Linked DNA regions of Homo sapiens: region 1 is linked to region 2. Evidence: read pairs that join two places in POLR2A ChIA-PET (ENCODE). Cell type or tissue: GM12878. All regions are shown on one strand. Each heading gives the region's core, and the rest is flanking DNA. Links, peaks and the distances in the headings are about the cores only.

Region 1 (7,740 bases), core at 1,895-5,894, 200 kb after region 2:
GAAGTAGCAGAGGCCCGGGACTTGTGTAACTGAGCATGTAATGTGTGGCGTCTGTGCCCACTGTGTGTGGATAATATCACAATTGAATTGTAGGACATCCAGTTGCTGTCAGGAGAGTTGGAGAATTGCTTGGTGTGGAAAATCCACACATTTGATGTTGTGAGTAGAGATATACAGGGTTTTCTTTTATTTTATTGTTTTAAACCACTGAGAGTTGGAGGGTGTTACTGCAGCATAATCTAGTTAGTTCATCCCAACTGTTCATTTCTCCTCTGTTCAGGAGTCTTAGAAGTGCCTAGAGCTGTTGACCAGCTGGTGGATGTCAGCTGAGGAGTTAGTGATGGAGCCACACTTGATGGAAACTCATCCTCTCCCTGGTCTCCTCCCTCACACTTCATTGATTCCTCATCCATCTTCTCTGCCCTTCATCTGGCACCACTCTGCCTTTTTCTTCCTTTCCACAGGCACAGTCTTACATTACTTCTGGGAGAGGAAGAACTGATTCTACAAATATGCATACAGGAAATTTTCTCTAGTGAGGGATTTTAAATCATTGTTCCTGCTTAGGCATGGGCTGAAGGAGAAAACACTGCCACCCAGCCCTTGGGGCACCATTGAGAGAGGAGGCAAACACACAGAAAAAACAAGCAGATTACTATTTCCATCCAAGTGCTAACCAGGCCCGACTCTGCTTAGTTTCCAAGATCAGACGAGATCGGGCACGTTCAGGGTGGTATGGCCGTAGGCCAGATTATTACTTCGACCTACAACCCTGGTGCCCACAGATAAACACACACAACAGCCCTTTTTAAATAGAAAATGGATGATATTCTGGATTTTTCTTTTTCTTTTCTTTTTTTTTTTTTTTTTTTTGAGATGGAGTCTCGCTCTGTTGCCAGGTTCTGGCGTGCCATGGCACGATCTCGGCTCACTGCAACCTCTGCCTCCCAGGTTCAAGCGATGCCTCTTGCCTCAGCCTCCCGAGTAGCTGGGACTACAGGTGCACACCACCACGCCTGGCTAATTTTTTGTATTTCTGTAGAGACGGGGTTTCACAACGTTGGCCAGGATGGTCTCCGTCTCCTGACCTTGTGATCTGCCTGCCTCGGCCTCCCAAAGTGCTGGGATTACAGGCGTATTCTGGATTTTTCTAAAAATTCCCCAACAATTTATCTGGGGCTGGGTGTGGCGGCTCACACCTATGATCCTAGCACTTTGGGAGGCCAAAGCAGGAGCTTGAGCCCAGGAGTTCAAGACTAGCCTGGGCAACATAGTGGGACCTCTCTACAAAAAAAATTAAAAAATCTATAAAAACAACACAAAACCCACAATTTATCTGGAAGGGCTTTTTATATGATACTTTTTATATTAGCACATACCTTCTTTTTAATGACTATTTAGTATTATTGGCCTATTCTTCAAAAGTATTTGGTTGTTTTCTCTTTATTATAAGCAAAGCTGAAGGGGCCATCTTGGTATAGAGGAAAGGGATGAACAGACCACAGACATCCTCTTTCTTCCCTGAATCATCACTGTTCACCTTGTTTTAAGTTATGGTCTTCCTCCTGAATTCATTTTTCATGATTTTTTTTCCTATAAATTAAATACATGTTTTAGATATAGTGAGGTGTATCTAAGCTATAGTTATTGTGACACATACTGAGGGCTCTATTAACTGTTGATTTGCCTATAGAATAGAGATGCTCTTCAATTATTTTTTTAAATTACGTAAACTCTAAGTTAAAATTTTTGTGAAATGAATCTTCCAGATCGGGTGCGGTGGTTTACGCCTGTAATCCTAGCACTTTGGGAGGCTGAGGTGGGTGAATCACTTGAGGCCAGGAGTTCTAGACTAGCCTGGCTAACATGGTGAAACTGCATCTCTACAAAAAAATACAAAAACTAGCCGGGCGTGGTGGCACCTGTAGTCCCAGCTGCTTGGGAGGCTGAGGCAGGAGAATCACTTGAACCCAGGAGGCGGAGGTTGTAGGGAGCTGTGATCATGCTACTGCACTCCAGCCCGGGTAACAGAGCCAGACTCTATCTCAAAACAAAACAAACAACAACAAAAACACACACACACAAAACAAAGAAAATAAGAGCTTCTAACTTAATTTTTTTTTTCACTGACCCCACAATCTATCATGTAATGAGCAATCGAGTATAAATCATTTGGGAATCACTAAAATAGCTAAATACATTGAAGAAAAAAATAGCATTTAAAACAACATTTTTATTTTAGGTTTAGGGGTACATTTGAGGGTTTGTTACATAGACAGACACCTGTCACGGGGCTTTGGTGTACATATTATTACATCATCCAGGTATCAAGCTCAGTACCTGATAGTTACCTGTTCTGCTCCTCTCCCTCCTGCCACCCTCCCGCCTTGAGTAAGCCCCAGTATCTGTTGTTTCCTTCTCTGTGTCCATAAGTTCTTATCATTTAGCTCCCTAAAAATAGCATTTTGTAACCTGAATATATTCCCTTAGAAAACATCTTTTTTGGGAATAAAGCTTAGGTTTGTGTACCTATGCTTTTTATTTTAGAATAAAAAATGTTATACAATTTTTAAAGGTAGAAAATTATGTGATATAATCTTTTTTGAAGGTCAGAATTTTATTGCTTTGGTCCAAAGGCTTCTTCAGGCCCTTCAGAAAGAAGGCCATACGATGTTATCTTTAAAACATAACACAAAAGCAAAACAGTAAACGATGTGAATTTCTGACTGTAATAGTAAACAGCATCTTTACAGCTAGTTTCCCATTAGAGGTGATCAGAACAGAATATTACCAATGCCAGGTGACTCTGTTTCAGAGATGAAAAGGCAGAGAAACACTTACATCATGAGACAAGAACCAGATGGAAAGAGCTACTTGGCAGGGTTAAAAGAAAAACTTTAGACAAATTAGATTTAACAGAGTTTAACTGAGCAAGAAAAAGAAAAAAAAATGATTCATGAATCTGGCAGTCCTGAGAATCGGAACAGATTCAGAGAGACTTCAGGGCTGCTGTATGGGCAGATAAATTTATGGCAGAAGAAGAAAAGCAAAGGACAGAAAATAGAAGTGAGGTAGAGAAACAGCTGCATTGGTTACAGCACAGTATTCGCCTTATTTGAACATGGTCTGAACAGCTGGCCGCCTGTGATTGACTAATGCATGGCTGTTGTGATTGGTTGAGACTTAGCTATTGTTACAGAAGCTCACCCCTAAATTAGGTTTTCAGTTTGTTTAATACTAAGTTAGTTTGCAGTTCATACATAAGAACTTGAGTGGCTGGGTGCAGTGGCTCACGCCTATAATCCCAGCACTTTGGGAGGCTGAGGCGGGTGGATTATTTGAAGTCAGAAGTTCAAGACCAGCCTGGGCAACATGGTGAAACCCCGTCTCTACTAAAAATACAAAAATTAGCCAGGTGTGGTGGTACACGCCTGTAATCCCAGCTACTCGAGAGGCTGAGGCAGGAGAATTGCTTGAACCTGGAAGGTGGAGGTTGCAGTGAGCCAAGATCGCGCCATTGCACTCTAGCCTGGGTGACTGAGTGAGACTCCATCTCAAAAAAAAAAAAAAAAAAAAGAAAACATTTAAGACTTGAGATGATGCCGTGCCCCAGGGGATATATTAGTCTGTTCTCACACTGCTAAAAGGACATACCCAAGACTGGGTAATTTATAAAGGAAAGAAGTTTAAGGGACTCACAGCTCCACATGGCTGGGGAGGCCTCACAAACATGTAGGAAGATGAAGGAAGAGCAAAGGGACATCTTACATGGTGGTAGGCAAGAAAGCTTGTGAGGGAGAACATGAGACTTGTTCACTATCAATGGAATAGCATGGGAAAAACCTGCCCCTATGATTCAATTACCTTCCGCCAGGTTCCTCTCACAACATGTGGGGATTATAACAACTCAAGGTGAGATTTGGGTGGGAACACAGAGCCAAACCATATCAAGGGACTATTATGACGATCAAGAAAATAATAGGAAAAGACCAGCTGGTTGCCGTGGTATGAGCCTGTAGTCCCAGTTACTTGAGAGGCTGAGGCAGGAGGATCTTTTAAGCCCAGGAGTTTGAATCCAGCCTGGGCAGCATACACAGACACTACCTCTTAAAACAAACAAGCAAACAAACAAACAAGTCCAAAGTGTACTCCTCAACAAGTTCTAAGAAATGAACTCAACGAACCTAACCAAATCAAACAGGTCAAAGTTCAGACAATATAGGCAGTTTAACAATATTTGACTCTAGTTGGGCATAGTCCTTGGTGCAGGATTTGGTGATGATTAAGAACTATAGTTTGCTGTAAAATGGCCTGATTTTAAAAGGCCATTTTTGTTGTTACCTGGTAACACAAGTCATAATAACCTGGAGACCTAAGGGAAGAAATTTATACTTTAGAAAACCTTGGAAAAAGCCAAGCTTGCCATTCACCATTCGGGATGCTTACAAACCAACTGTCAGTTGCTCCCATAGACATGTCATCTGTTCCTTTCTCTTGAGAGATTTCCTTAACGTATCTGGTGGCAGTATCTTAGAAAACAGCAGTATCAGCCCCCTTTTAAATATAGCTTTCTGTAATAAAAAAATCAAGGGAGAAATAGGTAAAACATTCAGTTTTGCTCAATAGCAAACAAAAGCCCCCAACTTAAATAAAAAGGGAACTTAAGCTACGTGATGTTCCATTGAGTGGTTTTGTTGAACGCATATGTTATTTATTTTCAGAGTGACTTCTACTTGTTTGAAACCCTAGGAAGTCTGATTCGCTGCAAAATCCAAGATTTTTCTTAATTTATGGATTAGCTTTAAATTCCATTCTTCTGGTACCTCACTACTGCTGAAAGTGGCCCCCCAGGAATCCCACTGGACTCTTTCCTCAGTGGAAACTAGCTTATCTTCATCAGTTTCAAAGTTGCTAATTTTGATTATCGACCATTTTGGCCTTTGATCATAGAAGCTACTACAGGAACATTCAGAGGAAGCTATTTGAAAGGCAGAAGGGAGCCAGCCAAAAAGCAAGATCCAAACCAGTGAGGAGGCAGAACAGAATGACCATACCGCACAGACCCAGTATACGCCCCCAGCGATTGGAAAAGAGGGCCACTTAGTTGTGCGGGAGCAAGGGTCGGTTGAGTTTGTTCACCCATGAATCCGCATACCTCCTACACAAGTTCCTGTGAACATTTTACTTTTTGTAGTCCTTTAATAACATGCTATAAGGGTGTATAACCACCTTTAGTAAAAAAGGATCCTACTGACTTTAATCTGGTTACATGATACAAACAATACCTGTGCCCACATAGGTAATTCCCAGGTCTTCTGTGCATGATGCCTGGAAGCACAGTATTCTTTTTCAGGCATTACTTAGACAGGTTTTCTATATTTGGTAGTGATCATTTTATTAATGGGAAAAGTTAGAGTGTTGTTTCGTTTCTTTCTTTCTTTCTTTCTTTCTTTTTTTTTTTTTTTTTTTTTTTTTGAGACAGAGTCTTGCTCTGTCTCCCAGGCTGGAGTGCAGTGGCATGATCTCAGCTCGCTGCAACCCCCGCCTCCCGGGATCAAGTGATCCTCTGCCTCAGCCTCCCTAGTAGCTGGGATTACAGGCACATGCCACCACACCTGGCTAATTTTTGTATTTTTAGTAGAGACGGGGTTTCGCCATGTTGGCCAGGCTGGTCTCGAACTCATGGCCTCAAGTGATCCGCCCCCCCCGTCGGCCTCCCAAAGTGTTGGGATTACAGGCATGAGCCACCGTGCTTGACCTAGAGTGTTGCTTCTAGCAAGTGCAGTGAAGTAAGTAGCAGTCATCTTTAAAATATCAAGGATAGCTTTCCATTCTTCCTTTGAAATTTCAGAGTGACTCTCATTGGGAACATGGAGAGGCACTGACATCAGTGAAACTGTTTTCTGACCTTGGCATTAGCCCACAAACCCAACAATTGCTCGGCTTTTCTTTTTTCTCTTCTTTTCTTTTCCCTTCTTTCCTTCCTTCCTTCCCTCCTTCCTTCCTTTTTCTTTTTCTTTTTTTGGAGACAAGGTCTTGCCATATTGCCCAGGCTGTACTTAAACTCCTAAATTCAAGCGTCCACCTGTCTCAGCCTCCTGAGGAGCTGGGACTACAGGCATGCACCATTGTACCCAGCCATGATCTGGCTTTGTGCTAGAGCATAAGCTAGAGTTGAATCCATCCACTTCTTATGGTCCCATGGATTTTACCACAGGCAAAAGGAAAGGATTAGGACAGAAGGAAATGAGGAAAAAAGAAAAAGCACAAAGCTTTAATGACGGCATAAAAGTCTTGATCTGTTATCTTAGGAAAGCTGTTCAAGTCTAGGATGTCATCTGCTTCTGGAAGAAATTTTTCTATTAATAGCTTTATCTTAAAGTCTTCAACAGGTATACAGTTCTAAAAGTCTGAAGCGGTTCTTTTGAGTTGTGAGATGTGAACCCAAGTTTCAAAGCCCTGAAGTTTCACTAAAGTATGGGTGGTGGAAGAACTTGGTACAGTTCCTTTCAAGGGGGTTCAAGAGCGGTGTTCCTCTGATGTTGTTTTCAGAAGGCCCAATCACCAGGTCCTAGATCATGAATGGTTTGATTGTCCTCAGTCAGTGGATCACAAAAAACTTCCTTTACCTAGGGAAGATACGCTTTGGCATAACGCATTAAAGCCTTGCAGTATTTAGTCAAACTAAATGGAGAGTGGGAGATGCATGAAGTTCTATTATTAGGGGCATAGGCCTTCCAGTGACTATTTCATAGGAGGTCAACTTATGGTTTCCAGTGGGAGTGGATCAGGTTGCCATTAAAGCTAATAGTAGTACATTTTGGCCAAGTGACTCAGTTCACTTTTCCAATTTCGGTTTTGAGATGCCATTTGTTTTTTTTTTTTTTTTTTAGACGGAGTCTTGCTCTATCACCAGGCTGGAGTGCAGTAGTGCAAACTCTGCTCACTGCAACCTCTGCCTCCGGAGTTCAAGCGATTCTCCTGCCTCAGCCTCCCAAGTAGCTGGGATTACAGGTGTCTGCCACCACACCTGGCTAATTTTTGTATTTTTAGTAGAGACAGGGTTTCACCATGTTGGCCAGGATGGTCTTGATCTCCTGACCTTGTGATCTGCCTGCTTTGGCCTCCCAAAGTGCTGGGATTACAGGTGTGAGCCACTGCACCTGGCCTGCCATTTGTTCTTTCAATCTTTCCAGAAGACTGAGTGTGATAGACACAATGGTAGTGCCAATGTGTCTATAAAACCTTTTTAAACTGCATTATAACTTGCCCCATAAAGTGAGTTTACCTATCACTGGAGATTTCTCTAAGAATGCCTCATAAAGGAAACACATTTTCTAATAATTTATTAGCTATTGCTACAGTATTGGCCTTCCTACATAGAAAAGCCCCTAACCAACCAGGATCCACCCACTTCAGTGGCATAGCTTAAAGTGTACTATGATCGTGCCTTTGAATGGCAACTGCACTCCAGCTTGGGAAACATAGCAAGACCCCATCTCTTAAAACAAAAAAAGAGTATCGTTTCACTTCTTTTAAATTTGTTGAGACTTGTTTTGTGAACTAACATGTGGTCTATCCTAGAAAATGTTTTGTATTCTCTTACCAAATTGGTTATGTTATTATTATATAGTGACCTAGTCTCTTTCTACAGTTTTTTTATTTAAAGTTTGTTTTTTTCTGATATAATTACTACTGGTTGCTTTTGACTTTTGTTTGCATGGAATATCTTTTTCCATT
Region 2 (4,000 bases), core at 1-4,000:
CTCCACAAGCTTATCAGGTCAAGGTATTATTCCCATTTTGCAGATGAGAAAACAGAGGCTCAGGAGTCAAATAACCTTCTGAAGGGGGTTCCAGAGGTTTCTTAGTGAGTAAAGCTATTCCTAGTGAATATGAGCCTGCGTGCAGCAGGCGGCCCTGGGGCCTTCTGGAGCTCACAGCCTTCACCTCACCTCCGAGCATGAGCTCTCCTTAACCAGGCAGCTCACGGACCCCATTCCTCTCCTCAGCATTGCCCTTTGGAGCCAGCTGGGTGGAGACAGGGCAGGCAGGGTGCACTCAGTACATGCTCAGTAAACACAGGAGACTGCCTGACCACTGCCCACAGGCATGACCTGTTGCCGTCTTGGGTGGGGGGGGCCCCCATGACAACCTCACCTGCACCTGAGCCGGAGAAGTTGTCAGAGTCATCCCCAGAGCCATCTTGATCTTCAGGGGGCAAATTAGTAGCCACAATTTGCTGGAAAAGGATCAGAATATGGTATGAGTAAAGGCTTGGCCGGGTCTCTGCTGCTCCTGGGTCCTCTCCTAGACAGCTGAGTGGACTCACCCTACCCTGTGCTGCACAGGTACACAGGGAGAAGCCTTCTCATGTGGCTCCAGGACCCTCAGCTCTGGGCAGCACTTTGGTCCCCAGGCCCCATCCCCTGATGCTACAACACAGCCTGGTACTGGGTGCAGGGCTGCAGGGGCACAACAGAGTAGGCAGGGCCCTCACCCTGAGAAGCTCAGTCTGGTGAGGGAGCTCCAGACCTCTCAGAAGGGCAGACAGGGAGCTGTTATTGGGAACAGAGGCTGTGGTCCCCATGGGACCCCATCAGCCCACCCTACACTGTGAACCAGCTCTTGGGGGCCATCAGCCAGGGAGCTTTGGGGCCAAAGATTGCCGACCCAGCCCCACTGAGAGGCTTTCAAAAACCCCCAAGAACAATCTCAGGACAACCTGGGTGCAGAGGCAGCCTCCAGGCATGCTGGCCCCCAGGTGTGGATACCGAGGACGGCACAAGGGGCAGGGGCAGGGCTGGGCACAAGGAACTGTCTGTTCTGAGGCAGGTCTGCCCACACAGGGCAACCCCAGGCCTGGCCCTGATACACCTTCCCACACTTGGCCCAGTTCCTGTCTATAGTAAAGACTGGGTGCAGGCCCTTTGGTCAGAGTATCATCCTCCTTGGGGAAGGAAGGACAGGGTGTCCATCAGGCTGGGGACATATAAGGCTAATCTGGAAGGGGCCCTGCACTGACAAGCCTCCAAGAAGTGGGCTGTGGGCCTGGGACGGGCCCTGCTGGCAAACAGCAGTCCCAGGAATGCTGCCCGCCTGCCCAGCTCCAAGAGGCAAAGGGGCCAGAGGGCAAACATATACACATCTCTCCAGTTCCTGAGGCCGGGGCTGACTGGCAGGACCGGGGGCGGGGGCGGGGAGGCAGGATCACGCCACACACAGTGAGCAGGCCTGTGCAGAACCCTGGTCGGCAGGGAGGGCAGAAAGTCAGGACTGCCTCTGCCCTTCACACTGGCCCCAAGACCTCAGGTAAGGAAGAGAGAACCCAGCAGCCAGGTGGCGAGAAGTGTGGCTTTGAGAGCCCTATTCACCTGCGAGACTTAGACCCAAGGACCCCACTCACTACACAGTCTATCTTGAGAGGGCCCCAATGTCTGGGACCAGAACAAAGAATGAAAAAATATGCAGAACAGCACAGTCCAGAGCACTAGCTTTAGGAACTCCGGATCCTGCCACTCACTAGATGCGTGGTCCTGGGATGTCATTAAACTGCTTATGGCTTCTGTCTCTCCATCTGTAAAATGGGGAAATAATAACATCTACATTCCAGGACTGCTGCCAAAATTCAATGAAGCTATGCCTAACACAGCCTGGCACCCAGTGGGCACCCACAAACAGTGGCCACTGTCTAACTAGGGGAGCCTCAAATGCCAGCAGGCCTGTCTAGAAAGAGGGTGAAAGGGAGGTAGATAAAGTTTCATGAGAAGACGGGGGCAGGAAGAAGTCTGTTCACCAGAAGCCTCTGCACTGACTTGTCAGAGGGGGCCCACCTGAGGCTGGGCTCCAAAGGAAAAGGGCCTCCTCAGCCCAAGAGGCCTTGCCAGGCCCTGGCCACAGGCCCACGGGTCTCACTTCTGGGTAGTGCAAAGCAGAGAGGGACAGACAAGACCTCCTGCCTCCTGAGGCAGCCCTGGGGCAGAGCCAGACCAGGTGGAGGCTCCACGTCCAGGGGCCTAGGTCAGAGGGAAGCGTCAGACACGTGTAGAAACCACAAGGTCAGAAATAACACTGAACTTCCTTTGAAAGGACAAAAGCTAAACTGTATCTTCCTTCCCCCAAGAGAAAGGTTTTGACCCTAGAAGGGCAATTCATAGCCCATCTACAGTAACAAGTCACATTCCGCCAAGGCTCACCTGCAATGAACAGTCACAGTCCACCATGGCCCATCTACAATAAACAGTCATTGACTTGACTGGTGCAGTGGCTCACGCCTGTAATCCCAGCACTTTGGGAGGATCACTTGAGCTCAGGAGTTCCAGACCAGCCTGGCCAACATGGTGAAACCCCCATCTCTACTAAAAATACAAAAATTAGCCAGGCATGGTGGTGCGGGCCTATAGTCCCAGCTACTTGGGAGGCTGAGGCAGGAGAATCCCCTGAATCCGGGAGGCAAGAGGTTGCAGTGAGCTGAGATTGTGCCACTGCACTCCAGCCTGCGTGACACAGCAAGACTCCGTCTCAATCAATCAATCAATAAAAACAAACAGTCATGGTCCATGCTCCCCCCGCCTCCACACAAGGCCACATCCGATCTACAACATCTCCATGTGGTGCTTCAAACACCTGTGCTGCCTTCCCAGAGCTCTGAAGCTGCCCTGGCCTCCCTCAACCTGTCTCCTTCATCATCAAAGAATACTGCCCACCGGGGGATCACAGAGTGGGCACCCCCACCCATACTCACTGGGATCATGGCTTCACTCTCATCCAAGGACTCTGCCCTGCCCTCTCCTGCTGCACCGCCTCCCCCAAGAGAAAGCTCAAGATGGGGCAGGGATGGGGCAAGGCACTGGCACTTCGACCCCACGAGCCTCTGCTGCATTGTAGAGTGCCGAATCTTTCAGCAGAAGCTAGAACCATTGGATCCATGCTCCATTCAACAATGAGGCAACCGAAGCCCACAGGGAAGACACACACACTGGGGCCCATGTACAACCTGGGAGACACCGCCCAGTGAGACCCAGGAACGCCAGGGAGGCCCCAACACGTTAGCAGTTTCCCAAGAGCAGGGCTTTCCTCCTGACTAGATAAGCATTTCAGTCTGCCCTGTCCCTAAAAACAATTTGTTCCCTCAGTTCGGCTGGCTTATCCCTCTGCAATCTTGTTTACACAACAAGCTCTTAAGCAAATGTTTTCTCCACTGAAACCAGCTCCCTGGCCTCCGGGGGCCTCTCCCCTCCCTGGGCCTTCAGTCTCCACTAAGGGGACAGGCTAGAGAGACCTCCCAAATCTTCTCCAGCTTGAATCTTCTGGGACAGCCCCTCAGATGAGAAGGTGAGATTTCAGCCCCCTGAGGAGGAAATTAGCAGAAACTGCTGAGTTTGAACTTGGATTACCAAGGTGCCAGCTGACTCCCGGAGTTTCTGGTGAGACTTTCGATTTCCTTTAGCAGGCCTGCTGTGCTGACAGCCGGCAGCAAACTCCCTCTAGGCCTCCTGGGTAGCTCTCCCCAGCATCATCTCCAACCTGGGTGCTTCCGAGGCTGCCTGGCCACGGCTCAAGGCTGCTCAGGAACAGGTGGCCTCAGCTTGGAGACTACCTAATGCCCTGCCCAGGAAGGCAACAGGCTAACCAGCCTTTAACCTCTGTAAGTCCCAGGAAAACCAACTGTTCATAGAACGAATCAACAACTTTGTGCTAGGTAAGATCTAGGCTTCCACTCATTCTGTTGTTCAAAGCAAGGGATGCCTTGCCCCTTCCCCACCC

Evidence for each region. ChIA-PET counts read pairs that join two places held together with the same protein. Peaks named below come from ENCODE experiments on the same cell type or tissue, not always from the same donor. Only the 100,000 strongest peaks of a DNase experiment are listed, where the experiment ranks them.
Region 1: POLR2A ChIA-PET joins it to region 2 with 5 read pairs; 2 of 35 experiments call an interaction of 5 or more read pairs at or near these places.

The regions. Positions count from the first base shown.
Region 1 is chr2:20,400,978-20,408,717 of GRCh38, forward strand. It overlaps LOC105373465 (a long non-coding RNA gene), which reads right to left. Exons shown (of 5, transcript XR_001739317.2): 5 at 2,214-4,571. It also overlaps the pseudogene RNA5SP86. Among named protein-coding and RNA genes, the nearest start is that of RHOB, 42 kb to the right of the region's middle. In GM12878, for the core only: no CTCF peak of the experiment used is centred there; no DNase peak of the experiment used is centred there.
Region 2 is chr2:20,204,949-20,208,948 of GRCh38, forward strand. It overlaps SDC1 (syndecan 1), which reads right to left. Exons shown (of 5, transcript NM_002997.5): 2 at 395-476. It overlaps LOC124905978 (a long non-coding RNA gene), which reads left to right and starts at 3,338. Exons shown (of 2, transcript XR_007086241.1): 1 at 3,338-3,660. RefSeq lists enhancers at 2,010-2,209, 2,292-2,916, 2,917-3,541, 3,542-4,000. In GM12878, for the core only: no CTCF peak of the experiment used is centred there; a DNase peak (open chromatin) is centred at 2,343; H3K27ac peaks cover 2,307 bases.